Linked DNA regions of Homo sapiens: all the other regions are linked to region 4. A link is a contact called in ENCODE Hi-C or POLR2A ChIA-PET data. All regions are on one chromosome and are shown on one strand. The core of a region is the stretch at or near the end of the contact, and the rest is flanking DNA. Distances in the headings are between cores, read along the strand shown.

Region 1 (7,134 bases), core at 2,673-5,172, 670 kb after region 4:
CCGCCTGCTTCAGTGTCCGGATCTAAAGGGAAGAAACCAAGGTCCCCAGGACACCCAGCTGAGTGGCGGAGGTCGAACTCGAACTCGGGACCGAGGCAGAGGGCGTCCCGGCGGGTGGTGGAGGGGCACGCGGCGTGCAAGTCCCCAGGCGTCCCCATTCCTCCCATCCCCGGCCCAATCCTCAAGAATGTGCGGGAGCCGGGGCCGGAAGCGACTGCCCGCGTCCCCAAATCGGCCAGACGCTGGGGCGCAGGGCGGGCGGAGCGGGCCTAGCTTTTCCTTATATGGCCCGGCCCCGCGGGGAGGAGCCCGGCTCGGGACGCCCCCGTTCTTGCCACGAGGCCAGCGGGGGCCGGGCCGGCGCGCGGGGCGCAGTAATGGCGGGCGCCGGGTGCTGGAGGAGCCGCTCCCGGGGTCGGAAAGACTTCGAGAGGCACCGATCCCGAGACCGGGGCAGGTTCTCATCTGTCCTTTCCCAGAGATTCAACCACTGCTCCAGCTTCTCTCCAAAACTCTTTTCCAGCGCCGCCCGAGCCTCGCTTAAGAGAGGGAGGTGGCGGCTGAAGAACCCTGAGCCTGCCTGTGGATACCTTGAGATGAGGATGTGCGGGAACCAGGCCTGGCATTCCCTCTTTTTGGACTGTGCTGCCTCTACGACCCCCACTGGGACTTGGACTTCCTGAGGGAAGGTCGAACTGACTGGCGGGCACCTTTGGAAACCTAACCTCATCCCCTCCAGGCTGCACACATCCTGCGGTGATAGTGGAGAGGCAGACACCCAGAGAGTCTAATGCGCTGGTCCGAGAACATACAGGCAGAGTGCCTTGGGGAGGTCATGGCAGCAGCTGGGCACTGCCCAGTGGCTGGGCTACGCTGGTTGGTTCCAGCCTCTGCCTGCGGGGGAAGGTATGAGAGTGGGGTGGGTCACTTGTCTTCTAGGTAAAGTAAATCTTTAATTTACCCCCATGGACAAGGGTCAGGGACTGAGGAGATGGAGCTCCTCTGGCCCCTCCTCCAGGTCAGGCTGCCTGGCCTTTGGGGTTGGGGAAGGAGCCCTGCCCCACTGGGTTGCCCTACGGCCTCTGTGCATGGAGGTAGACAGGGCTCTCAGGAAGAGGAACAAGAAAGGGGATGGAGTGGGCTCATCTTTCCTCCACCTGAGATCTGGGTCCATGCCTCATTCTGTCCCCATGCCAACTCTAGGACCTAGAGCTTGTGTGCAAACACATCTCCCTCCCTCCCTTCATTTTACAGGTAGAGGAACTGAGACTCAAGAGTAGAAAAATGAGATGAGAAGCCACAGAATCCATAAGGGCCCACAAAACCTGTCTCTCTCTTATGGCCTCGTCCAGCCTTGACTTTCCCAGGACTCTGGTCCCCCGTGGCCCACTATGGGGTTGGGATTTTGGCACAGCTCCTTCTTAGATGGGTGTCCTTGAGCAGGTGATTTTAACTCTCTTGAGTCGCAGTGCCCAGGCTTTCAGAGCTGCTGTGATTATTCTGTGACATGGTATACCCAGTACCCAGCCTGCCCCCTGCCAGGCCTTGGCATTATTAATCATTGCTGCTACCATTATCACTGGGCCAGCTTCCAGGGGTGGGCATTGCCCGAGCTATTGCTCTGGAGAGGCATATCCAGCCTCCCCACACCTGTGGCTGCATACGGGCGAGTCTACAGCAGTTACTGTTTAAACAGGTGGTGGCTGTGGAGGGTTGGGAGGGACTAGGCTTCAGTACCAGGCATGGACAGGCACATGCCACAAGGGCCTCTGCATCAGCCACATGGAACTGGCCTACCCCTGTTCCCATGTCCCCCTCCTCCTGACCTTTCCCCCATCACTTCTTCCTGTCAGCTGAGAGGTACCCTGGATTGACCCTGCCTCTCTGGCTTGGCTTTCCTGTCCCCACAGTGGGTGATGGGGCCACTTACCAGCTTCCGAAGGGCTCCCTCATCCAGCCCAGCTAAGGCCTCGTCCGCCATCTCGCTGGCCCCTAGCTCCGTCGGTTCCTTTCTGGTGAGATCCCCAGTGCCTGTGGCACCTGTCACCAGCTCAGAGAATTCTGCAGGGGACAGACATGAATCAGGCATGCTGGGGCTTCCAGAAACCACAGGCACTTAGGCTCTGTGCCTTACTTTCCCTCTCTAACCTAGGAGCGTCCATTACTGTCCCATCCTATAATGTGGCTCCTGGCTGGAAGCTGCCCTCTGCCCTAGGGTGGTTTGCTGGAAAACTCACCAAACCCAGGGTAGGGGGTCTCTGGTTCCAGCCCTGCCAGCTTGGCCGCCAGTCTGCTGTGTGGCCTGGGATGGACTCTCATCCTGTCTAAACCTCAAAACAGGGAGGGCAGGGACCTGGATTGAGAAGCCAGGGCCTGGCAAGACCCACCCAAGCTGTGCTTACCACCAGGGGGTGCACTCCAGTCTCCAGTTTCCTGCCCCACCCACCCATCCACAGGGCCTACCCAGCCCCCACCCACTCCGCAGGCTCAGCTTCTGGCTGTGGGCTGAACCCGTAGTTCTTGCTGCCACCACCACTGTCATTCCCCCAGGTATAGGAAGGTACACTGTGTCTTCCGATTCTTGGAGCCAGCTCTGCTGTCCAGACCTCCTGAAGCCAGGTGTCCAGGCACCCAGCACCTCCTGCCAATTCATACAGAATTCAATTCCCCACCTGGAAGGGCTTTCAGAAGCTGACCTGCCCAACCCCTGGATTTCAGGCAAACTGAGAAGATTGGAGAGGGCCAAGGATTTGTCACTGAGCAAGGAGGAAGCCAAAGACTTAGAGGGCAGAGAAGGATGTAATCAAAATCTTCGTCATCTCCGGCTTCCGAAGCTCCCTTCCAAAGTGCCCTCAAGGGCCTGGAACACTCTCAGTGACAGAGGCAAGAGCCCCATCTTGCCCCAGTGCTGCCCATCAAAATGGACCCCTAAATCCTGGCCCAGCCTCCCAGCGCAGATCTCTCCTTCCTCCTGTAGCCCCAACTAATGTCTGTCTGGAATTTGAGGGGCCCTGGTCTGGCACACTGTGGATGCTTAGTTAATGTATGGTGACTGACTAATGTGTGGCCCCAGGCCTGCCCCCCACCTCCTGTTGATTCATCTTTCAATCATCCCTTCCCTCTCTTCAGAACAGTCACTTGGGAAGTCACCCCATACGGTGCATGGGTGGGGGGTGAGGGTTACCGCTCCACACAGTTGGGGTGTGTGGGTCCCAGCCTGTTCAAGTCACTGCTTGTTCCCCCTCCCATCCTGGTAGGCTCAGAGGTGTCAACCTCCCAATCTCTGCCTGTTAGGATCCTTGCCTCTTACCTAGTTACTCTGTCTGGGTTAAACCTCTTCAAGACTGTCCAGTGGTCACCAGCCTTAGGTTCTGCGGACATTCTGATTCCCCCCATGTCTGTTCTTCTATGGGGCAGCTGACCCTAATGCCTAATCTAGGACACCCATGGGATTATAAGAAGATCCCTGCCGCTGCTCTTCTCCAATCTCCCTGTCACACAGTCTGGGGTCGCCGGACATTGTGAGGGGCCTCAGGATTCTGTGGCAGCTTCCCCAGGGTTTCTGCCGCCACAGACTAGCGCCCCTGTGGGGCGTGGAGTCTCTTAGGAATCCGGGGGCGTCTTCCCCCAACAGTCTCATAACTTTATCCCATGGCTTAGACCTCTCGTATGGGTGGGGGCTCCCAGGTCTGGACGTTCCAGAACTCCTGTCTAGACATCCGGGTTCCACCCCCGGACACGTTGGGGCAGCACCAGGATCCCCCCCGAGGTCCGCACACCCACCTCTCAGTCCAGCCCACCCGTCCGGCGCAGGCTCGGCTTAGCTCTTTCGGGACCCGACAGACGGATTAGACACGCGCAGGCCGGAGGTGCCGCGACCCGCTGTCCCAGGCCCGCTCAGCAACCGTCCCCTGGATTCTGCGGAGAGCTGCCCGTCCAGCCGCGCCAGCAGCCCGGCTGGCCCCGCCCTGCCCCGACGCGCCAGCCAACCCTCGATTGGGTACCTCCCACTCTCGTGCCCCATTGGGAAAATTCAATTTGACGGCCACGCCCCGAGAGGAAGGCCCCGCCCCTCGCGGGCCAGGGAGGTCGGAAATTGGGAGTCTTGGGGTCGTCTGCCTCGGTGGCTTTAGCGAGTCGGGTGGGCATCGGCAGGGGGACGCAGGCTCTGCGCCAAGTCGGGGGGGGCGCCCCGAGCCGAGGTAAGTTTCCTGGGGTCGTAGGAGTCTCAGAGCCTTCAGGACAGCCCCTCTCCGCCCTCCTCTTTGTTCCTGAGACCACGTCCCCTCCCTCGACTCCACCCCTTTCTCGCGTCAGTGTTTAAGCTTGGCCGCCGTCCCTAGGCTGCTTTCGGGACACCTGGTCTGAGCCACCTCAGAGCAGGGACTGAGTGACTGGCAGCACCTTGACCCTGTGTTGGAGTGCCGGGACCATCTCAGGTGGAGCAGAATCAATCACACAGCACGCCTCCCCCAGCCCACACACCTTTGAACAGACATTGCCTTCTTGTAGCATGCTTCTACCTTCCAAGCCCTGAGAGTCTGCCTTTAGGAGCGCTGGAGTCCTAAATAGGGAATATGGAGTCCAGGCTGTCATTCAGCAAAAGGGGGAAATTGAGGCCCAGAGAGAGCTGACATGTCCAAGACCAAACAAGGAATCAGCCAGGGTACCCAGGAGGTCAGATCCACAAGGCAAAGCTATTCCATCTTCAGTGCCAGAGGCCCTAAAGCCGCCCTTGGGTCTCCATGGAGACTAAAGTGGGTGGAGTTGGGAGGATGGGGTCTGGAGTCCTGTCAAATAAAAACAATAACAAATCATTTATTTTGTACTTGCCATGTACCAGGCATATAATGCCCATAACAAGCACATGAGACCATGACTATTGCCCCATTTTACAGATGAGGACAACAGCTGATAAGTAGTAAAGCTGTGATTCATACCCAGCACCTTCTGAGTCCAGACCCTGCTTTTAACCACTATAATGTGGGATTCTGGGGAGGTGGTTTCAGCCTGTTAACCCAGAAGAGCCCCGGTTCAGGTCCTCTGTGACACCCCCCAGCCCCCATCTAAGGAAAGGCCCAGTCTCCACACTGAGAGTCTTTTCCATGTGTCATTTCATTTCATCCCCACACCCCTGAGAAGTGGTCCCATTTTACACATCAGAAAACCAAGGCACGGGCCAGGTGCGGTGGCTCATGCCTGTAATCCCAGCACTTTGGGATGCCAAGGCAGGTGGATCACCCAAGGTCAGGAGTTCGAGACCAGCCTGGCCAACACGGCAAAAACCCCGTCTCTACTAAAAATACAAAAATTAGTCGGGCAAGTGGCATGCACCTGTAATCCCAGCTACTTGGGAGGCTGAGGCAGTAGAATCACTTGAACCTGGAGGCAGAGGTTGCAGTGAGCCGAGATTGTGCCACTGCACTCCAGCCTAAGCGACAGAGCAAGATTCTGTCTCAAAAAAAGAAAAAAGAAAATCAAGGCACAGAAGAAAGCGACTTGTCAATGCTACACAGCAGGAGAGGCAAACAGAGCTCACTTCGGAGGACATATTTCAAGGTCCTAGGCTTTCTCTACCTGGGCGAGATGCCATGTTATTATCCAGAACGAGGGTCAGGCGCCCTCTAAGACCAATTCTGAATACTTCAAAATTCACGCGTCCCTTGGGACCTCCCCTTCATGCAGGGCACACCTAGGCCACCTCTGATTTTCAGGGCCTGCCTGAATGGCGGTCACCAGCTCCAATGAATGGCCTGCTTTGTGCTAATGCCCTCCTTTCTCCCTGCCCTACTGTAGGCTAGGAGGAATGGTACAGGTGAGTTCCTCCATGCTTGGATTTACTGTCTGGCACATGCGCTCACTAGCCCTTGGCCCTATGGAAGGGATGTGTGGGTCCTGCCCCTTCAAGCCCTTAGTGCCTGGGTCCACCTCCAGACATACCCGCCTGCCTCTGTCTTCCTCTCTGCAAGGGAGTGGGGGTGATCTAGAGATCAAAGGGCAGTCCGGTACAGTGCTAGGGAAGTTTACAGCTACAGCCGAGGAAAGAGTAAACATCCCGTGACGAGGGCCCCAGCATTTGCTGAACACCTGTTGCATGTCAGACGTGGGGCTCCCACTACTGCCAGGTGACCACTGTGCAAGATAGGTACACTCTGATTCGACAGAGGAAGCTGAAGCTCAGGGAGGTGAAGGCACCTTGGCCTAGTAAAGGCATTCAGACTAAAGTGGAATTCTGCCTGATGCTGAAGCCCCTTCCCTCCACTTTGCTGCCACTAGGATGGGGGAAGCTCTGGAAGACTTCTTAGGGAAGTGGTGTATAAACTGTGTGTCACACTTGTTTTTATTTTATTTTATTTTTTTTGGAGACAGGGTCTTGCTGTGTCCCACAGGCTGGAGTGCAGTCGCATGATCACAGCTTACCATGGCCTCAAACTCCTGGCTCAAGCAATCCTTCCATCTCAGCCTCCCAAGAGGCTAGGACTACAGGCACACACCACCACGCCCAGCTAATTTTTAAAATTCATCCCACATAGAAGAGGGGGAAAGGCATGAAAGGGCATTTGTGGCAGAGGAACAGTGTGAGCAAAGACCAATAGTCTGGGAAAAGGAGGAGGATAGGCTGTGGGCGGAGCAGGAAATGTGGGTGGTTCTCTTTGCCAAGGATTCTGAATGCCAGATGAGCAGGATGAATGTATCTTGTGGGCACCAGAGAGGCCTGGGCCTCAGCCTGCCCCCTGTAAAATGAGGTGATTAGACTGGTCTGCTTCAAGCCTTCCTAGGGCAAGGGGCTGTCACAGAAAGGGTCTACTCTAGGTTCTTCCAGGTTCAACCCTGGAAAGGCAGAATGGGAAGTGGCTGGAGCAGCTCAGAGGCTAGGGGTAATATTTTGCTCCAGAGCTCAAGTCTGAGAATGACTATTTTACCAAGCTGTCTGTGTTGCATCCCTAAGTCACCCTGGCTAACCCTCCACCCAGTCAGGGTCCTTCAGAGAAAGCCCAGGCCTTGGGTCAGGAGGCAAGAAGGGTGATGGGTGTCTTACCCCTGGCTCCAACCCTAGGTAAGGGTTGGCCCTCTTGGAGCTTCAACTTGCTCATATGCACAATGGAGGAGCTGTGCCTTGGGCTCTCTAAGCCT
Region 2 (6,442 bases), core at 750-3,249, 650 kb after region 4:
TCTCAAAAAAAAAAAAAAAAAATCAGCTGGGCATGATGGTGCATGCCTGTAGTCCCAGCTACTCAGGAGGCTGAGGTGGGAGGATTGCTTGAGCCTGGGAGGTTCAGGCTGTGATTGAGCCACTGCACTCCAGCCTGGGCAACAGAGCAAGACTCTGTCTCAAAAAAAAAAAAAAAATAGCCAGCCCAGCAGCTCACACCTGTAATCCCAGGACTTTGGGAGGCCAAGGCGGGTGGATGACTTGAGGTTAGGAGTTCGAGACCAGCCTGGCCAAGATGATGAAACCCCCATATTTACTAAAAATACAAAATTAGCTGGGCGTGGTGGTGGGCACCTGTAATCCCAGCTACTTGGGAGGCTGAGGCAGAAGAATCGCTTGAACCTGGGAGGTGGAGGTTGCAGTGAGCTGAGATCGTGCCACTGCACTCCAGCCTGGCTGACAGAGCAAGACTCTGTCTCAAAAAAACAAACAAACAAAAAAACAAAAAAAAATGGGCCAGGCGCAGTGGCTCACACCTGTTATCCCAGCACTTTGGGAGGCTGAGACGGGCGGATCATGAGATCAGGAGATCAAGAACATCCTGGCTAACACAGTGAAACCCCATCTCTACTAAAAATACAAAAAAATTAGCTGGGCGTGGTGGCGCGTGCCTGTAGTCCCAGCTACTCGGGAGGCTGAGGCAGGAGAATTGCTTGAACCCGGGAGGCGGAGGTTGCAGTGAGCCGAGATCAGGCCACTGAACTCCAGCCTGGGCAACAGAGCGAGACTCCGTCTCAAAAAAAAAAAGAAAGAAAGAAAGAACAAAGCTAGAGGACCAACACACAACCAGATGTCAAGTCTGACTATAAAGCTATAGTTAATAAGACAGCGTAGTTAGACAAACCCACTGAAGGACTAGAATAGGGTATGATATTCAGAAGTAGACTCCCATATATTTATATGGTTACCTATTTATTTATTTATTTATTTTTGAGACAGTCTCTGTCGCCCAGGCTGGAGTGCAGTGGTAGGATGTCGGCTCATTGCAAACTCTGCCTCCCAGGTTGAAGTGATTCTCCTGCCTCAGCCTCCCAAGTAGCTAGGATTACAGGCGCCCACACCACGCCCAGCTAATTTTTGTATTTTTAGTAGCGATGGGGTTTCACCATGTTGGCCAGGCTGGCCTCGAACTTCTGACCTCAAGTGATCTACCCACCTCGGCCTCCCAAAGTGCTGGGATTACAGGTGTGAGCCACCACGCCCGGCCGTGGTTGCCTATTTATATATAACAGAGGTAACGCGGCAGAGTAGCAATGAAAAAGACAAGATTTTTAATTGAATTGGATAGCCACATTAAAAAAAAAAGTAAATCCTGACTCCATAAATTTAACCCAGCTGATTTAAGACCCTGTTGTGGCCTATCAGCTGTAACCCTCCTTGCATTTTCCCACCTTTGAATAGCAAATTCCTTTCCTCACCCCAGGTCAGAAAGTCTGCTCAGCAGTAGCTGTGGATGGTAAGAAGACACGCTGGTAGGTCTCAGTGGCTCCCAGAAGCCGCACCCCCTCCACCGAACCTCACTCCTCATCTCCCACGCTCCAAAGCGAGGAGTCCTCAGAAAGCCAGTTTCCCTTATTTATTCTTCTTTCTTTCTTTCCTTTTTTTTTCTTGGATGTCCTACCAGTTTCCCTATCTTAAAGTCGCAGGTTCGGCTCAGAAACTCCAGTGTCCCTCAGCGTCTCGCCGGCACCCTCTGCCGGCGTGAGGTGGCGCTGCCTGGCCGCATCCTGGGGGAGCGTCCACATCCTCGGTCGACAAAAGGAGCGTCGACACTCTCGGACCTGGGAAAGTGACGGCCCAAACGCCAGGGAGGAGCCAGGACCTCGCCCTGAGCTAGCGGGAGGTAACGGCGGGGAGTCCTGGGGCGGAGACCGAGCGCTGGGGGCGTGGTCTCCAGCGGGACTGGGCCTCTAGCGGGAGTGGGGGCGGGGGCGGGGGCGGGGCCAGCCTGGGGGCCCAGACGTGGCGCAGCGACTCGGAGGTTCGCCTCCAGCTTGCGCATCATCTGCGGCCGGGTCCCGATGAGCCTCCTGTTGCCTCCGCTGGCGCTGCTGCTGCTTCTCGCGGCGCTTGTGGCCCCAGCCACAGCCGCCACTGCCTACCGGCCGGACTGGAACCGTCTGAGCGGCCTAACCCGCGCCCGGGTAGAGGTGAGTACGCCGGCCTCCAGCCCCGGCACTATCGTTCCCCAACCCTGCGGCCCCATGGGAGCACCGTCCGTCCCGGCCCCAAGACCACCTCGAACCGCGAGTCTCCCTGCTTTCCCCCTGGCGCCGGGACCATCCCTCCTGTTCCCTAGCCCCAGATGGCCCCAGCATCCACCGTGGAAGCCTGAGACACCGACTTTGGGGCCTGGAACTCCGAACCCTTCCCCAGCTCCCCCTACCCGGTCCGACAGCGGACACCCAGACACACTGACGCAGTCTCCTAACTCTTCTCGTGGCCTATGACTCCCAATCCTGTCCCAACTTCCCATCCCCCATCACTTCATGTTTTCCTGGAATTCCCCCCCGACCCGGTTCCAGGGCTGGAGGCTCCAGAAAGTCTCTTTTCCTTCTCCTGGGGGGAAAGAAGACTTTCTGGGTGCCTCCTCCCATATGCAGGATCCGGGGAAGGGGGCCAACTCGGAGGGGCAACCGAGTTGGGAACTTGGTTGCCAACATTTACTCTGCAGCAGCCTCCCATCCTCCCCCAACCAGGAAATTCCCGTTCGGAGTCCCTGTCTTGCTATGTGACTTTGACCATCACAGCCCGCCTCTGAGCTTTTTGTCAGCTCTGTCTGACAAAAGGGTGTAGAATGGTTGGGTGCCGGTGGTGCACGCCTGTAATCCCAGCACTTTGGGAGGCCAAGGCAGGAGGATTGCTTGAGCCCAGGAGTTCAAGACCAGCTTGGGGGACATAGTGAGACCCTGTCTCTAAGAAAAGGGCTGAGGGTAGGATGGAGGAGGGCTGGAGTGGGTGGTCCTGGGGTCTAGACTCCTGCTGGATGGTGGCATCTCCTCAGGGAAGGCAGGGAGGAGCCCTCCCATCCTCCCATGTCAGGGAAGCAACCACATGGTCTGTGGGGCTGGGCCGCAGGTGGCAGGCAGGGTGAGGTCTGCCTGTGTAGAGTAGGGACCAGATGGTAGGTGTCTCCAATGGGGGCCCCCAGGGCCATTCTGAGGTGTTTCCTTCTGCTCTGCCTCCACTGTGAGATTTCAGGGATCAAAGGCCAAGCCCAGGTCTCTACTGCTTAAGAGGAGCAGGGTGATCATTTCCCCTGGGCATTGGGAGTCAGTCCACAGCCAGTAGGATGTACAGGCCCCAAGGCTGGCAGGCACACTGTGGGTCTCTGGCCTTGCTCTTTTCCCCTGGTGTCTCTAGGCCTGAGTCTCCCCACCTGTATACACAGTTCCCCCTTCTGCCCACAAGGGTCCAGCATTTCCTTCAGACCTTGGGAACTGCTGATCCGGGGATAACTCACAGCCCGACCCAACTCAGGGATAAGGAAGTATGGCTTTGGGGATGTGACTGGAATAAACGTGAAGGACTCCTGACCTATCCCATTTTATCCCCCTCCAGACCTGCGGGGGATGACAGCTGAACCGCCTAAAGGAGGTGAGTTTGAAGGAAGAGGTCCCTAGCTCTGTTCCCCCTGAGCCTCTTGGGGAGTGGGCAACATGGTCCCAATGACTGGGGCGGGGAGGGGGGAAGGATCCCTAGGCTGAGAGTCTAGCCTAGGCTGAGAGTCTAGCCTGCACCTGACTTGCTTTATGACCTCACTGGGCTTCAGTGTCTCGTCTGTACCTCGAGTAGACTGAGGTCATGGTCTCTGATGCTCTGGTTCCTCCCCAGGTGAAGGCTTTCGTCACGCAGGACATTCCATTCTAGTATCCTTCTGTTCTGGGGGAGGGGAAATGGGATGGGCACCTGGGAGAATCTCCACGTAACTTCAGAAAGGGGTGGCAGATGGTTTTCAACTGACAAGTTGAATTGATTGGTAGTGGCTCCCAGAGGATTCTGAGGTGGTCTCCATGTTGGGTGGGCAAGAGAGATTGACTAGTGATGACTGCCACAGAATGGAGAGGAGGGCCCTTTACTTCTTTGAACCCTAATTTTCTCACGTATAAGCGGAGACCCTGGCCCCTCCCGGGCACAGAGTAAGCTCTGAGCAAAGGAGGCAATGCTGTTCCCATCAGTAAGGCTGCGGAAACCACCACCTCCCTCTGCCCACCACCCCGCTCCTTAACACCACCTCCAGTCACAACCTGGTGATGAAACACCTCCCTGGGGCCGACCCTGAGCTCGTGCTGCTGGGCCGCCGCTACGAGGAACTAGAGGTGAGGCCGTGGGAGGTGGGCTGGGGGCGAGGCCAGAGGCGAGGCCCAGCCTGCTGACCCCGCCCCTCCTCCGCCTCAGCGCATCCCACTCAGTGAAATGACCCGCGAAGAGATCAATGCGCTAGTGCAGGAGCTCGGCTTCTACCGCAAGGCGGCGCCCGACGCGCAGGTGCCCCCCGAGTACGTGTGGGCGCCCGCGAAGCCCCCAGAGGAAACTTCGGACCACGCTGACCTGTAGGTCCGGGGGCGCGGCGGAGCTGGGACCTACCTGCCTGAGTCCTGGAGACAGAATGAAGCGCTCAGCATCCCGGGAATACTTCTCTTGCTGAGAGCCGATGCCCGTCCCCGGGCCAGCAGGGATGGGGTTGGGGAGGTTCTCCCAACCCCACTTTCTTCCTTCCCCAGCTCCACTAAATTCCCTCCTGCCTTAACTGAGGCTCGACTCCTTCGTTGCTGCGGGCGGGTGGGGTGGGAGGTCGGAAGAAGAACCTCTGAGGATCCCTGCTGGAGTTGGAGACCTTGCGGAGCTGCCTTCGGTTCAAACCCCCTCCCCACCCCCAGGAGACGCAGAGAGGAGTCAGGATCGTTGAAAACCAATAATTTATCAAAACGCTGCGTGTGTATGTGGGGGGGAGGGTGTCGCAACAGACAGGGCAGCGGTGGGCGGACGCACAGGCAGGAGACGGTGCCCGGAGAGTGGGGGCGGCAGCTTGCCACTGGCTGGCCATGCGGGCGGGCAGGCTAGACATTCTTGCCGCGCAGGCGCAGTTCGTGGCGTCGCAGGTGGTTGTAGAGCGACTGCACATAGGTGAAGACACACTTGGGGTCAGGCTTCTTGCCCATGATCATCATGTCGTCCACCTCCACCAGGGGCACACAGTCCACCAGCATCCTGCAGGGAGGGGGCACGGGGTTGGATGTCAGCGCCAGACCCGCCTCTCGTGGCGCCCCTCTACCCCAAGGTCTTTTTTATTGCCGCATTGCCTGCTGGTCTTTCATAAACTCCAGACAGGGAAAAGCCTTCCAGGAAGGCAGGAAGCCCCTGGCTTCATCTACCCAAGCCTGGAGGCATCTCTCGGGGCGGGGGAGCAGAGCTAGGCAGGTGGAGGCGGAGATGGCAGAAGAGAGCCCCATCCCAGTCAGGCAGGTCCTGGGTCTGCTTCCTCCAACCCTGGGGAGGTGCTGGCTCCAAACCCTGCCCATGTTCTCCCTGGAGACCACCTTCTGCTCACCCTCACTGGCACACTCCAGTTGGTAGAAGCCTCTCAGCTCGGCCTTTGCACCCAGATGGGCTTCATCACTGGCCAATCTTTATCTATGGATAGGTCTCACTCTAGTGGCCCTGTGGTCCACCGATGATTGTCTGCTAGCTGCCTGATCTGGTACTTCCTGTTGAGAGGCCCAGGGACCCCTATTCTTTGACAGGGGGTGGGGATAACCCTGCTGCTGGAGATGGAGGCCAGGGAACGTGTGGGCAGCAGAGGGGTTCTCTAACCCTTATCACCTGCCTTGGGTAGAGCAGAGGAGGCAGATGAGGATCCCAGCCAATACCAATGGACCATCTATGCCATGCTCGGGGGGACCACCCTTCTGGCCATCCTTCAGAATGCTAGCTGCCCTTCACAGATAAGGAAACTGAGTCACAGAGCAGAGGAGCCATTTGTTTCAAGCCCCATGGCTTAGTAAGTGCAGGCTAGGCCGCATGGGACCCAGGCCCCCAGTTCTGGGTGTTGGCAAAGCCTTTTCCCCACTCTGGAGTGAGTGGGTTGTGCCTATTAAGCAACTGACAGCTCCCAGAGCTCTGAAGCTGGAGTCTGCTCTCTGGCTCCTTTTCCCCTGTCCCTCAACCCCCAGAGCAAGACCTCTTCTGCCTTGATCCCTCCTATCTGCCATACCTGGGACATAGCAAGCATTCAATGTTGCTGAATGAGTTTCCTATGGCAGGGAAGGCATAATGGCAACAATTGCTCCTTATTCTCAAGACACCTGAGAACCCAAGACCACCTCCCATCTCGTGCCCTTATGGACAAACTCAGAACTGTGGTAGGGCTGGGCCTACCCCCAGCTCACCTGGACTCCTTCA
Region 3 (6,212 bases), core at 3,613-6,112, 590 kb after region 4:
AGCTCCTCGGGAGGCTGAGGTAGGAGAATCGCTTGAACCTGGGAGGCAGATGTTGCGGTGAGCCAAGATTGCGCCACTGCACTCCAGCCTGGGCAATAAGAGTGAAATTCCATCTCAAAAACAAACAATTAAAAAAAAAATAAATTTTAGTGCAAATGCAGGCCGGGTGTGGTGGCACACCTGTAATCCCAGAACTTTGGGAGGCCGAGGCAGGTGGATCACCTGAGGTTGGGACTTCAAGACCAGCCTGCCCAACATGGTGAAACCCCACTCTACTAAAAATACAAAAAACAGCTGGGCATGGTGGCACACGCCTGTAATTGCAGCTATTCAGGAGGCTGAGGCAGGAGAATCGCTTGAACCCGGGAGGGGGGTTGCAGTTAGCTGAGATCATGCCACTGTATTCCAGCCTGGGTGACAGGGTGAGACTCCGTCTCAAAAAAAAAAAAAAAAAAAAAAAGACAATGAGGAACTGTCCCAGATATCTGATGAGACCAGGGAGACTTGACAACTAAATGTGATGTAGGATCCAGGATTGGGTCCTGGAACAGAAAAAGGACACAGTGGGACAAATAGCAAAATCTGAATAAAGTCTCTAGATTAGCTAGTAATATTGTATTAATGTTAAATTTCTTGTTTGGATAATTCTGATATAATTATGTACAGTTTTGACATTAGGTGAAGTTAGATGACAGATATACAGAAAGTTTGTGAATTATTTTTGCAAGTTTAGTATAAGAGTAAAATTATTTCAAAATAAAAAGGCCAGGCGCAGTGGCTCACGGCTGTAATCCCAGCACTTTGGGATGCCAAGGCGGGTGGATCACCTGAGGTCAGGAGTTCAGGACCAGCCTGGCCAACACGGTGAAACCCACCTCTACTAAAAATACAAAAATTGGCCAGGTGTGGTGGCACATGCCTGTAATCCCAGCTACTTGGGAGGCTGGGGCAGGAGAATCGCTTGAACCTGGGAGGCACAGGTTGCAGTGAGCTGAGACTGTCCCACCGCATTCCAGCCTGGGCAACAAGAGTGAAACTCCATCTAAAAAATAATAATAATAATAATAAGGGGCCAGGCACGGTGGCTCAAGCCTGTAATCCCAGCACTTTGGGAAGCTGAGGTGGGTGGATCACTTGAGGTCAGGAGATTGAGACCATCCTGGCCAACATGGTGAAACCCCGTCTCCACTAAAAATACAAAAATTAGCCAGGCAAGGTGGCGTGCACCTGTAGTCCCAGCTACTCAGAAGGCTGAGGCAGGAGAATTGCTTGAGCCCGGGAGGTGGAGGTTACAGTGAGCCGAGATTGCGCCACTGCACTCCAGCCTGGAGGACAGAGTGAGACTCCGTTTCAAATAAATAAATAAATAAATAAATAAATAAATAAAATAAAATAAAAAGTTAAAAAACAATACATGGCTGGGAGTGGTGGCTCATACCTGTAATCCTAGCACTTTGAGAGGCTGAGGCAGGAGAATCATTTGAGCTCGGAGATTTGAGACCAGCCTGGGCAACATAGTGAGACCTCATCTCTACAAGAAACCTAAAAGTTAGCTGGGTGTGGTGGTGTGTGCCCGTAGTCCCAACTACTCGGGTGGCTGAGGTGGGAAGATGGCTTCAGCCCAGGAGGTCAAGGCTGTAGTAGGCTATGTTCGTGCCACTGCACTCCAGCCTGGGCAACAGAGCGAGTCACTGTCTCAAAAAAAAAAAATGTACACGATGCAGGTCAGGAATTGGCAATTTTTTTTCCATAAAGGGCCATAGAGTAAATACTTCAGACTCTGTGGACCATATGGTTTTTATGGGAAGTAATCAACTCCACTGAGTAGCATTAAAGCACCCAAAGACAATATGTAAATATATATGAATATAAATAAATGGGTGTGACTGAAATGAACACTGAAATTTTATCTTCCTGTAATTGTCACCTATGTAATATTATTCTTCTTTTATTTCCCATCATTTAAAAATGTAAAAAGCAGGCCAGACGTGGTGGCTCACGCCTGTAATCCCAGCACCTTGGGAGGCTGAGGCGGGCAGATCACGAGGTCAGGAGATCAAGACCATCCTGGCTAACACAGTGAAACCCTACCTCTACTAAAAATACAAAAAATTAGCCAGTCATCGGGGTGGGCGCCTGTAGTCCCAGCTATTCGGGAGGCTGAGGCAGGAGAATGGCATGAACCCAGGAGGCGGAGCTTGCAGTGAGCTGAGATGGAGCCACTGCATTCCAGCCTGGGCAACAGAGCGAGACTCCGTCTTAAAAAAAAAAAAAAAAGAAAGAAAAATGTAAAAAGCACCCTTAGCTCACAGACCATATAAACAAGCAGTAGGTCCAGGTTTGGTTCACAGCCTATATATAGTATGCAGATCCCCACTCTAGGTCAGAATTTGCTAACGTGTGCTTCAATTAAAAAAAAAAAAAAGATTTGACATCAAGTAGATTAAACAAATGGAACAAGTTATTATCTTGGCTTATAAGGCACATTTCCTTATTGCAGGACCTCTCAGTGGTTTTAATGTGGTATTACACATTGAGAAGCTCCAAGAAAGAATAATGGTATGTGGCTTTCTCAAACTTATTATTAGCATCAAATCCTTTTTTCAGAGCCACTTCTTCAGACCAGTGGCCTGAAGAACATACTTATGAGAATGTCAATTCAGACACTTCTTTAAAAGGAAACTTTTAGATCGAGAAGTTCTAAAAACTCCAACAAATTAAGATCATTTTACCCAGTACCTGGATAACATCTGAATAAGCATTTCACAACTTTTTTATTTTTTAATCTTGGGAAACACAAGTCGATAACTGGCAGGAAGTTTTGGCTCAACCCTAACTTTTGTGGCGGCGGGGGAGCAAGTCAGCAGAACTGGGTCATAATATGGAGCCTCTGCTCCCTAAGACAACATAAACATTCCTAAGCATTCTAGCAGGTGTTGAAAAAGTGATTTAGGCAGAGCTTTGTAATGCACAAAATAAGGACATAATAATGTTTGATTAGAAAACCAAAGGTATGCTAGAGGCCAGGCACAGTGGCTTACACCTGAAATCCCAGCACTTTGGGAGGCTGAGGCAGGCGGATCACTTGAGGTCAGGAGTTCGAGACCAGCCTGGCCAACATGGTGAAACCCCATCTCTACTAAATACTCAAAAAAAAAAAAAAAAAAGCTGGAACTTGTCATGTGTGTGAACTGGCAAGTCAAGTCTATAAGAGGACTGTTTTTATATGATGCATGGAAAGCTAGCCAACAGACTGCAAAAATTCTCTCACATCTATACACATATTGCTGAAGAGAGGATTCAAGCAGGGATTATGTTCCAGGGAAGAGAAGGCTGGTCTGAACAACCTCAAGGGGTGCTTTCAACTGAGAGTCCTCAATTTTGTGATTCAGAGTTCACTGGCTTCTCCTGGTCAAACATAAAATCTTCAGAGGCATTTCCAACTTGTTCTTAGAAAAAAGCTACTAACCCATGGGGTGGGACCCAGTTTACTTATTCATTCAATAAACATTTAAGGTGCCTCTATCAGATATTGGGTCATTCCAAAGTCCTTGAAAAGAAGGATGGTGCACAGGACAACCAGGAAGAGATTATGTAAGGTCAGATGCATTGGCCTTATTTACAGGAGATGTAGGCTAAAGTGATGGAAGTGTCAAAAGAGAAGAAAAAAGTCACATTTGCCTTGAGAGCAGAGTCAGCACCAGAAAGATGCAGAACAACTCCTTGGAATCACAGACTTTCAAGTTGGAAAGGACCTTCATCTAATACCTATATACCTCCCTCGAAAGGAGGCACGGAGGCAATCCATTCACTCCATCGGTGGTCACCTCTGACGATTCTTCCATTTAAGTTCTTCTATTAAGCAAAAATCTTGCCTTCCTGTAGAATTCACCTGTTAGTCCTAGTTCTGCCTCTTTTAGCCTAAAGATGAAGTGGAAGCCCTCTTTGCCGTAACAGTATTTTCAATTTTTAAAAAGTTAATTCCCTTCCAGTGCTCTCTTTACTGAGCTAACCATTCCAGTTCTTTCAAAGTTCCTGAACTGGCACCAGCTGCCTCAAAGCGAAGAATGGATATCTAGTGCTCACAGCAGGAAAGCACTTAAAATCAATGAGCTTCAAACATTAGTATATACAGGACCCCCCTACGCATAAGTTCAGATTCTAAACCAGAAGTCTGAATTGAGTCCCGCGCTGTAAAGCCGGCATCTCAGAGAATTACAAAGCAGATGGTGTAAGAACCATATTTTGAAAAACACTGCCCCGTTTTAGAGACGAGAAAACTGAGGCCCAGCACAGGGAAGAGATTTGGCCCAGAACGCACAATTGTCTGTCGGTGGCGAAGTCTCGAATCCAGGTCTCTTACTTTCAGCCCAACTCTGTTCACCGCGCTCCCCGGCCTCTGCTTCTCCACTCAGGGCAAACTCGTGAAATGCACTCCCAGATGATAGAGGCGGTCTCGCACGGGGGATAGAATGGGAATCAGTGCCCATGCCTCGAAAGGAGAGCTTGTGGGAGCCCTTCTCTTTCGCAAGGCCTCAGTTTCCCCAATCTGTATTCATGGGACGCAGAACCACAACGCCAGCTCGTCCTCTTTTCGGGGACAGACACGACCGGTCTTGCTGTCTCTGGGCCCCTGGGCTCAGATGTTCAAGCCCGTGTGTCCTGGGAAGGCGGACCCGGGTCTCCCGCCCCCGTCCCTAAACTTTGGCGCCCCCGCCCCAACCCCAGCCCCTCACATACCTGCCTCCGCACAGTTAACGCCAGCCCAGTCAATCAGTTTTTCGGGTACACGGCCAATACTAACGCCGCGTCAATCTGTTGGGTAAGACCTCCGACCCCTCCTACGCGGACTCCAGTCACATGACGCGGAGCCGCCCCTCTCGGAGGGACTTCCGGCCCCAACCGGAAGAGGTTAATTTCCATGGCTGAAGCTCTAAGGTTCCGCCTGCGGGCAGGAAGCGGAGGAACCTTGGAGCTTCGGCAGCTTTTCAAAGAGCTTTGGGTTCGGGGCTCCTAAAAGAAAAAAACTGATTCCGGCCGGGCGCGGTGGCTCCCACCTGTAATTCCAGCAGTTTGGGAGGCCGCGGCGGATGGATCACTTGAGGTCAGGAGTTCGAGACCAGCCTGGCCAAAATGGTGAAACCCCTCTGTACTCAAAATACAAAAAGTAGCCGGTCGTGGTGGCGCACACCTGTAATCCCAGCTACTCGGGAGGCTGAGGCAGGATAATCGCTTGAACCCGGGAGGCGGAGGTTGCAGTGAGCTGAGATCGCACCACTGCACTCTAGCCTGGGCGTCAGAGTGAGACTCCGTCAAAAAAAAAAAAAAAAAAGAGAGAGAGAAAGAACTAACTCATTCCGGAAAGTACCAGATAAACTTGGAACATCTTGTTACACCAGAATATAAGGATGATGGTAATAAGAATCATGGGAATGTGTCAAAGAACACAGGAGCTGTCTTTAAGGAGATCTTACTGGCCAAGTCAGGGCAATTTCAGAATCAAAATATGGAGTGATAGTAATAGAGTATAACTAATTGAATAAAATAGTAATCCATGAGTCTTTACAAACATAAAGAAGTGAGCATATTAATGGGTGAAGGGAAAGTCTTCCTTTTAGTAGAATGCTAGCTAATAAACATGGTGGAATTAGGAAATCAATAATGTGTGGTAAAACTAGAGAAACGGGATGTTTACAACAGCAAAAGTGTCTCCCATAAATTAGCTATTGATTACAAAGGGAAAATGGTGATGTTACAGAGGTTTAACCTAGCAGAACAAACAGATCAAAGTGATCAAAGTTAACACCACTAGTTAATGGGTCAGATCAAGGGCCTCCTAATAAAATGCACTGAGAACACATCTGTGGTATTTCTGTCAAAAGTGCACCGTACACATCTCATGAGGAAGTGCTAGAGAACCCCAAATGAAGGACACTGTCTACAAAATAACTCATTGTCATGAAAAACAGAGAAAAGCTGAGGAACTGTTCCAGTTTAAAGGAGACTAAAGAAGCATGACAACAAAATGTGGTGTGTGATTCTAAATAGGACCCTGGACTGGGGTAGTGGTGGTGGTGGAATAGTTGTAATGGACAATATTGGGACAAGTAATGAAATTTGAATATGGATTGTGGATTAGCTGTTAATACATATTGTATCAAATCACATACTGATAGGTGATGGAGCTTGTGATTTGCACTCAAGCAGTCATT
Region 4 (6,572 bases), core at 930-3,429:
ATGTTAAAAAGACTCATGCCAGCGCGGTGGCTCTTGCCTGTAATCCTAGCACTTTGGGAGGCTAAGGTGGGCGGATTGCCTGAGCTCAGGAGTTCGAGACCAGCCTGGGAAACATGGTGAAACCCTCTCTACTAAAATACAAAAAAAAAAAAAAAAAAATAGCCAGGTGTGGCGGCATGCACCTGTAGTCCCAGCTACTCGGGAGGCTGAGGCAGAAGAATTGCTTGAACCTGGGAGGTGGAGGTTGCAGTGAGCTGAGATCACGCCACTGCACTCCAGCCTGGTGACAGAGCGAGACTCTGTCTCAAAAAAAAAATGCCAATAAATAATAAAATAAAATAAAAAGATTCATTATATTGTTAACTCCAATTTCTGAAGTAAATAATGCTGTTAAGACAGAATGGAAAATTATTCCCTTACAAAAGAAAAAAAAATTATACTAAGTGCCCTTTTATTCTTCAGATTTATGGATTCAAGGCACTAAGGAGAGCTGGGTACAGTGGCTCACGCCTGTAATCCCAACTATTAGGGAGGTTGAGGTTGAGGTGGAAGGATCTTTTGAGCTCTAGAGTTCCAGACTAGCCTGGGCAACATGGGGGACCGTGTCCCAAAAAAAAAAAGAAAAGAAAAGAAAGGAAAAAAAATAGATGTTAAGAGAAACTATTCTAAAGCCCTTCAACTTTCAGATAAGGTACACTAGGAGCTTGCCCAAGGTCACCAGGAAAATTAGAAGCAGAGTAGATACTCAGACTATAGCTCAGTGCAGAATAACATGCTGTATCCTGCTCCTTCTTCCCATGCCTACAAGCCAGGCAAAGGTTCATGCTTTGATCATACCTGCTCTATGCACATCTATGCCACTTCTCTCTCACTCAATGTAAAAACTGATAAACGATTTTAGTTTCTCTTATCTGCCAAACCAGTGCAGGCTGGAATTTTATGGAACATACACGGAAGATTTGTAATTAATAATGCAATTCAACAAATGAAGGGTAGTAAACCGGCAGCATTCACAATGTTCCTTAAAAGTCTGAATGCAAATGCATTAGAAGGGTCCTGCCATCCTCCTATTGTTACTGTATGACAGTTGCTGCTTTAGTCTGTTTAGTCGCCTGTTTAGCCTCAATTGTCACACGAGTCAGTGTGTAATTTCTAGGTATTGCACACACCAGAACCTCAGCCAACTTACAAAACCTCTAAAGACCAATCGATACTGACCACTGCCCCCAAAGCCCTTCTTGTGGATGACGAGTTTGTAGACCTTTGTTGTTCTCATCTTGCACTGTTTTTCCCTTTAGCTGTTCCAAGCTTGGGGCAGAGAAGTCATCTTGCCTCCCTGCCACAGAAATACAAACGAAAAGGTTGGAATGTCAGATTTTTCCTTGCAACCACTCTTTGATTTTAGGCCAGTGAAGATACTGGTGTTCCTCTGCTGTGAAGTGGTGCCAAGTGACTCTCGGAAGAAGTCACTCCTCCAGTTACAAGGAGCGATGGAGAACAAATAGAACCACAGAATCCAGGAACTAAGGGGAATTCGGGCCAGGGGCTAGTCAAACCTAGGAGAAGATATTCTATCACACCCCCATAGGGGAAGCATTGCGCTGAATGGGTGCTCATCACCTTGTCTCCATCTACACCAATAACACCCAAATAGTAAAGAGATCTTAAAAGAGGTTAGCCCACTCATTTTGTAGATGATGAAAGTGTGACTCCGGGCAAGGGACTTGCTCAAGGTCACTCGAGACTTAAGAGACACTCCCACCATTCTCGTTTTGCTGCCAATGTCCTGAGCAAGGCAACCACAAAGAGGAGGAAGGCAGAAGTTCCTTCCCCAAACCTCGGTCTGTGCGAACTCTCAGCAGACCTTCCCTGACTCCGTTTCACAGCTGAGGCCGTTGAGGCTCAGAGAGGGAGAGAGACTTGTCCAAGGTCACACAGCGGAATGGGGATGGAGCCTGGAACTCGAACCTGGGCCAAGGTCCCCTATCTCAAGCCCCCCCAATCCCCAGTCCGGGGCGGGCAGCTCCACTCACCGAAGCTCTAGAGCCCCTTCCCGCCTCTGGCCGGGGCACTGAGGGCTGGACCCTCTCCAGGTTCCCTGCGCCTCCTCCAGATACCCCGCCTACGCCCGCGCGGCCCGCGCTGTTCCGCCCCTAAGCCTGAAGCGCCTACTAGGCCCGCCCCGACCGTGTAGCGCTCACCTGAGAACCCGCGCCGCTCCGGTGGCTCCGCCCCGGGGCCCCGCCTCCTTCCCGCCCTCGCGCCCCCGCGCCGCTCTCGCCGGGCCTCCGTCTCGTCTCGGTGGCCGCACCACTTCCTCATCCGGGGCTCGAGCCGGGGGCGGGGCGTCGTGTGCGGCCTCTTCCTTGGGCCACCTCCTGGCGTTTCCTGCCCTCGAGCACTAGAGCCTCCCGCCCCACGGAGGAAATCCATTTCCTCCTAGTCTATCCGAAGTAGATCCATGGCCACAGAGCTTCGTTTCCGACTCAGTGATCTCCCCACAGGGGAAACGAGATCCGTCAGAGCTCCGTTTTCTGTTATATGAACGAGGTTAATGACTCATGTGGCCTCATTGGGCAGCTAAGAGGCGCCAACGAGAGTTTCTGGGAGGACTTCTGTAAAATGCAAGGGGCTGAGCACGCGAGAGTTAGGGTGATGGCCTCTGCTGGGAAGTGTCCACTTACGGGGGGCTTTTCAAACCCTTGCAAACTCTAAACGACGTTCTGCGCCCCTCAGGTTATTAATAAGAATGGCTGCCGTGGCTTCATAGTCCTTATGTAATCATTGCATCCCTATTACCTGATGGATGCAGGAGGCAGATACTATCCTATTTCACAAACCAGGAAACAGCCTGAGGACACAAAACCCTTCAGAAGGAAGCAAGGACGAATCCTGACCCGTTCCCAGAACGGGGCCTTTAACCAACATCCTTTGGTCATACCCAGGGCACTGCCTAAACTCGCGTCTGTCAGGATATCTTTCTCTCCAAGCAGAAAACCAGAGAGCTGGGTGGGCTGGGTCAGGCTCTGGCCAAGGACTCCTGACAATTGCCAGCTCCGCCTGCTGCCACTGATACCCCCGCCCCCTAGTCCAGTCCACCGTTTCTGACCTGAGCGGCAGCAACTCGATAGGGACTCCCTGCTTCCCCTCTTGAAGCCAGAGAGACCTTATAACTAGAATCGGTGTCTTGGGTCACGCCTCTCCTCTGCTGCTTCTAATCACACTGACTGCTAAATCTAAACGACACAGCACTTGTCTTAAATTTCTTTATATCTTTAATACTAACAGTGCCCATTTCTTACGGATTTGGAAAACTTAAAAATGTTGAAAGAAAAAACATGTTACACTGTAGTGAAAGATTCTGCAGTGGACCAAGGGGACCCTGGGACAGGACAAGCAACGTTCTTAAGCATGGATGCCTTTATGTTGGGACTCAGGAGAAGTTAGGTAAATAATGCAAGTGTTAAGTAATTGCAATTTTTTTGTTTGTTTGTTTTTTTGTTTTTGTTTTGAGATGAGGTCACCCTCACCCAGGCTGGAGTGCAGTGGCATGATCCCGTCTCACTGCCATCTCTGCCTGCCTGGCTCATGCGATCCTCCCACCTCAGCCTCCTAGTAGCTGGGATTACAGGTGCATGCTCAGCTAATTTTTGTATTTTTTGTAGAGACGGGGTTTTGCCATGTGGCCCAGGCTGGTCTCAAACTCCAGAGCTCAAGTAATCCGTCCGCCTTGGCCTCCCAAAGTTCTGGGATTACAGGCACCAATCACTGTAGCCGGGCCTTTTTTTTCCCCCAAGACCAGGTCTAGCTCTGTTGCCAAGGCTGCAGTGCAGTGGTTCTATCATAGCTCACTGCAACCTCAATTTTCTGGGCTCAAGTGATTCTTCTGCCTCAGCCTCCCAAGGGACTGGGACTACAGGCCAAGCCACCACTCCTGGCTGAAATTGTTTATCTTGTAATAAAACATATGTGATACAGTGGATTGCAACAGTTACAAAATTTTTTAAGAATAACAATGTTATGTTAAAAAATGTTTCTATGTTGCCACTTCAGGAGATACACCTAGATCCCCCAAGATAGTTTTTGTCTTTAGCAATGGTGGTTGATGGGACATTCTTCCATCCCTGGGGAAGCTAATAGGATTCTCTCTTCTTAGCCCTCAAGGGAATTTGATTCCTTCTCCTGAGAGATGTCCATAATGGGACATCTTAAAAAGGCAAATTTTTTTTTTTTTTTGAGACGGAGTCTCCCTCTGTCGCCCAGGCTGGAGTGCAGTGGCCCGATCTCGGCTCACTGCAACCTCTGCCTCCCGGGTTCATGCCATTCTCCCGCCTCAGCCTCCCGAGTAGCTGGGACTACAGGTGCCCGCCACCACGCCTGGCTAATTGTTTATAATTTTTAGTAGAGAGGGGGTTTCACCGTATTAGCCAGGATGGTCTTGATCTCCTGACCTCGTGATCCGCCCGCCTTGGCCTCCCAAAGTGCTGGGATTATAGGCTTCAGCCACCACGCCCGGCCAAAAGGCAAATATTTTAACTTTTTAATTTGGCAACTCTCATAAAGAAACTCTGAAGGCCAGGAGTGGTGGCTCACGCCTGTAATCCCAGCACTTTGGGAGGCCGAGGCAGGCGGATCACTCGAGGTCAGGAGTTCAAGACCAGCCTGGCCAACATGGTGAAACCCTGTCTCTACTAAAAATACAAAAATTAGCTGGGCATGGTAGCATGCGCCTGTAATCCCAGCTACTCAGGAGGCTGAGGCTGGAGAATCTCTTGAACCTGGGAGGCAGAGGTTGCAGTGAGCCGAGATCCTACCACTGCACTCCAGCCTGGTGTCAGAACGTGGCCCCGTCTCAAAAAAAAAAAAAAGAAAGAAAGAAACGAAACTTTGAAGCATTCAATTTTTTTTTTTTTTTTTTTTTTTGAGACAGTGTCTTGTTTTGTTGCCCAGGCTGGAGTGCAGTGGGGGCACCATCATAGCTCAATGCAGCTTCAAACTCCTGGGCTCAAACGATCCTCCTGCTTCAGGCTCCCCAGTAGCTAGGAGCACAGGTGCATCAACACCTGAGCAATTTTTGTTTTGTTTTGAGAAAGAGTCTTGCTGTGTCATCCAGGCTGGAGTGCAGTGGCACTATCACTGCTCACTGCAGCCTCAACCTTCCAGCCTCAAGTGATCTTCCTGCCTCAGCCTCCAGAGTAGCTGGGATTACAGGCACACATCACCAGACCCAGCTGTTTGTTTTTTGGCAGAAACGATGTCTCACTATGTTGCCCAGGCTGGTCTCAAACTTCTGGGCTGAAGTGCTTCTCCCGCTTTCGCCTCCCAAAGTGCTGGATTACAGGCGTGAGACACCGCGCCTGGTCGATTTCTATTTTTTAACACAAAGCCGTATTATTTGGGGCAAGTCGATTTCATTATCTGGACCTCAATTCTTCCACTGGATAAACATTTCTTCCTTCCTTCAAATGTCCATTGAGCGTCTAGTTTTGTGCCGGACACTGCTCTTGGTGCTGAGCATTAAGTGATGAACAAAACAGACAAGGTGGAGGAAGATAAATGATAAACAAGTCAATAAAGAGATGAGACATAGAAATTTCAGCTAGTGTTAAAGCTATGAAGAAAATAAAACAAGGTTCTGTAACCAACTGGAGGCAGAGGTGCCATTTATTTAGTGGTCAGTGTGATTAGAAGAAGCAGAGGAGTGTCATGACCCAAAACACTCTTTCCAGTAGAATAAGATCTCTCGGGCTGCCAGAGTGGAAGCAGGCAGGCCCTTAGAATTGTAGCCGTCCAGACTAGAAAAACGGTGGACTGGAACAGGGTGACAGCAGCGAAGGCCGGCACTGGGTCCTGTGGCTCAGCAGGAGCAGAACCAAAAGTTGTGTTTCCCTTTAAGAGTTTGAGCCGCAGGGGCGGGGTTGAGGGAGGCTGGGGCTAGCAGAGGGCGGGAGGTCAGAATCAGGAAGAGCCTTCCCTTGGAGTGCGCGCGCGCGGTGCGGGGGCGGGATTTGGGCGAGTCCGCATGGCTGGCTCGGGCCCCGGATGAGGAAGTGCAGGGGGACCATAGAGACGAAGAGGTGGCGGCGGCCGGAGCGCCCCCGGCCTCTGTCGGCTCCGTAGGCTCAGGTAGACCTGGCGACGACGGGGCTGCAGCTGCAGGGGCTGAGCTGGCTGGGCAAGCGCGGGCCGCGGAGGAGGTCTCAGGGTAAGAGGCCGGGACTGGAAGGCTTCGGGCGTAGCCGCCCCGCCCCACTCCGCCCTAAAGGGACCCTCCGCCGGGTGGTGCTGCTAAAGGGGAGTCCAGGCCCCCCGCCCTCTCGGGGCGCGGAAAGGAACCAAGGCTGCCCTGTGGGCGGCGGAACGACCCAGGGAGAGGGAGGAGACCAGGCCCCGCGTCGCTAGAGAAAAGCGGCTTCTCCGAGTCATGGCTCCGACGCGGGAGAGAGACTCCTCTTCAACCTCGATACAACAGGGATCCCCCAACTTATCTCCTCGGAGAGGACGACGCCCCTTATCGGAGGCGTACGCTCTTTCTTAGCGCTCATCCGTTGGTCAGCAGAGGGAGACCCACT

The links. Hi-C counts contacts between places; a loop is a spot of excess contacts on that map. ChIA-PET counts read pairs that join two places held with the same protein, here RNA polymerase II (POLR2A). Pooled maps may share reads with other maps.
Region 1: a loop to region 4 is called in a map of naive thymus-derived CD4-positive, alpha-beta T cell, with 6 times the contacts of the local background. The contact joins the promoter of SMTN here to the promoter of DEPDC5 in region 4. A Hi-C loop is called at or near these places in 1 of 168 maps with a recorded cell type or tissue (naive thymus-derived CD4-positive, alpha-beta T cell), 8 of 37 single-sample maps with no recorded cell type and 13 of 50 pooled maps. POLR2A ChIA-PET finds 5 or more read pairs at or near these places in 1 of 52 experiments (HCT116).
Region 2: a map of CD8-positive, alpha-beta T cell shows a loop between it and region 4 (8-fold over the local background). The contact joins the promoter of SELENOM here to the promoter of DEPDC5 in region 4. A Hi-C loop is called at or near these places in 2 of 168 maps with a recorded cell type or tissue (both CD8-positive, alpha-beta T cell), 1 of 37 single-sample maps with no recorded cell type and 8 of 50 pooled maps.
Region 3: a map of B cell shows a loop between it and region 4 (12-fold over the local background). The contact joins the promoter of RNF185 here to the promoter of DEPDC5 in region 4. A Hi-C loop is called at or near these places in 3 of 168 maps with a recorded cell type or tissue (B cell, CD4-positive, alpha-beta T cell and naive thymus-derived CD4-positive, alpha-beta T cell), 2 of 37 single-sample maps with no recorded cell type and 10 of 50 pooled maps.

The regions. Positions count from the first base shown.
Region 1 is chr22:31,078,106-31,085,239 of GRCh38, reverse strand. It overlaps SMTN (smoothelin), which reads right to left and starts at 3,922. Exons shown (of 21, transcript NM_134269.3): 1 at 3,784-3,922; 2 at 1,931-2,061. The coding sequence starts at 1,981. RefSeq lists silencers at 1-22, 203-482, 3,881-4,040 and an enhancer at 733-802.
Region 2 is chr22:31,103,125-31,109,566 of GRCh38, reverse strand. SELENOM (selenoprotein M) reads left to right here and starts at 1,999. Exons shown (of 5, transcript NM_080430.4): 1 at 1,999-2,190; 2 at 3,602-3,637; 3 at 3,875-3,909; 4 at 4,281-4,359; 5 at 4,439-4,790. The coding sequence starts at 2,062. The coding sequence ends at 4,597. It overlaps LOC105372995 (a long non-coding RNA gene), which reads left to right. Exons shown (of 3, transcript XR_938163.3): 2 at 1,464-1,496; 3 at 1,681-1,931. LOC124905100 (a long non-coding RNA gene) reads right to left here and starts at 1,685. Exons shown (of 2, transcript XR_007068063.1): 1 at 1,459-1,685. It overlaps SMTN (smoothelin), which reads right to left. Exons shown (of 21, transcript NM_134269.3): 21 at 4,943-5,251. RefSeq lists enhancers at 2,543-3,315, 4,815-5,765.
Region 3 is chr22:31,158,832-31,165,043 of GRCh38, reverse strand. It overlaps RNF185 (ring finger protein 185), which reads right to left and starts at 4,862. Exons shown (of 7, transcript NM_152267.4): 1 at 4,741-4,862. MIR3928 (microRNA 3928) reads left to right here and starts at 4,925; the gene lies at 4,925-4,982.
Region 4 is chr22:31,749,626-31,756,197 of GRCh38, reverse strand. DEPDC5 (DEP domain containing 5, GATOR1 subcomplex subunit) reads right to left here and starts at 2,179. Exons shown (of 43, transcript NM_001242896.3): 1 at 2,034-2,179; 2 at 1,219-1,336. The coding sequence starts at 1,276. It overlaps PRR14L (proline rich 14 like), which reads left to right and starts at 6,066. Exons shown (of 9, transcript NM_173566.3): 1 at 6,066-6,205. RefSeq lists a silencer at 2,105-2,414 and enhancers at 5,841-6,135, 5,625-6,184, 6,424-6,572.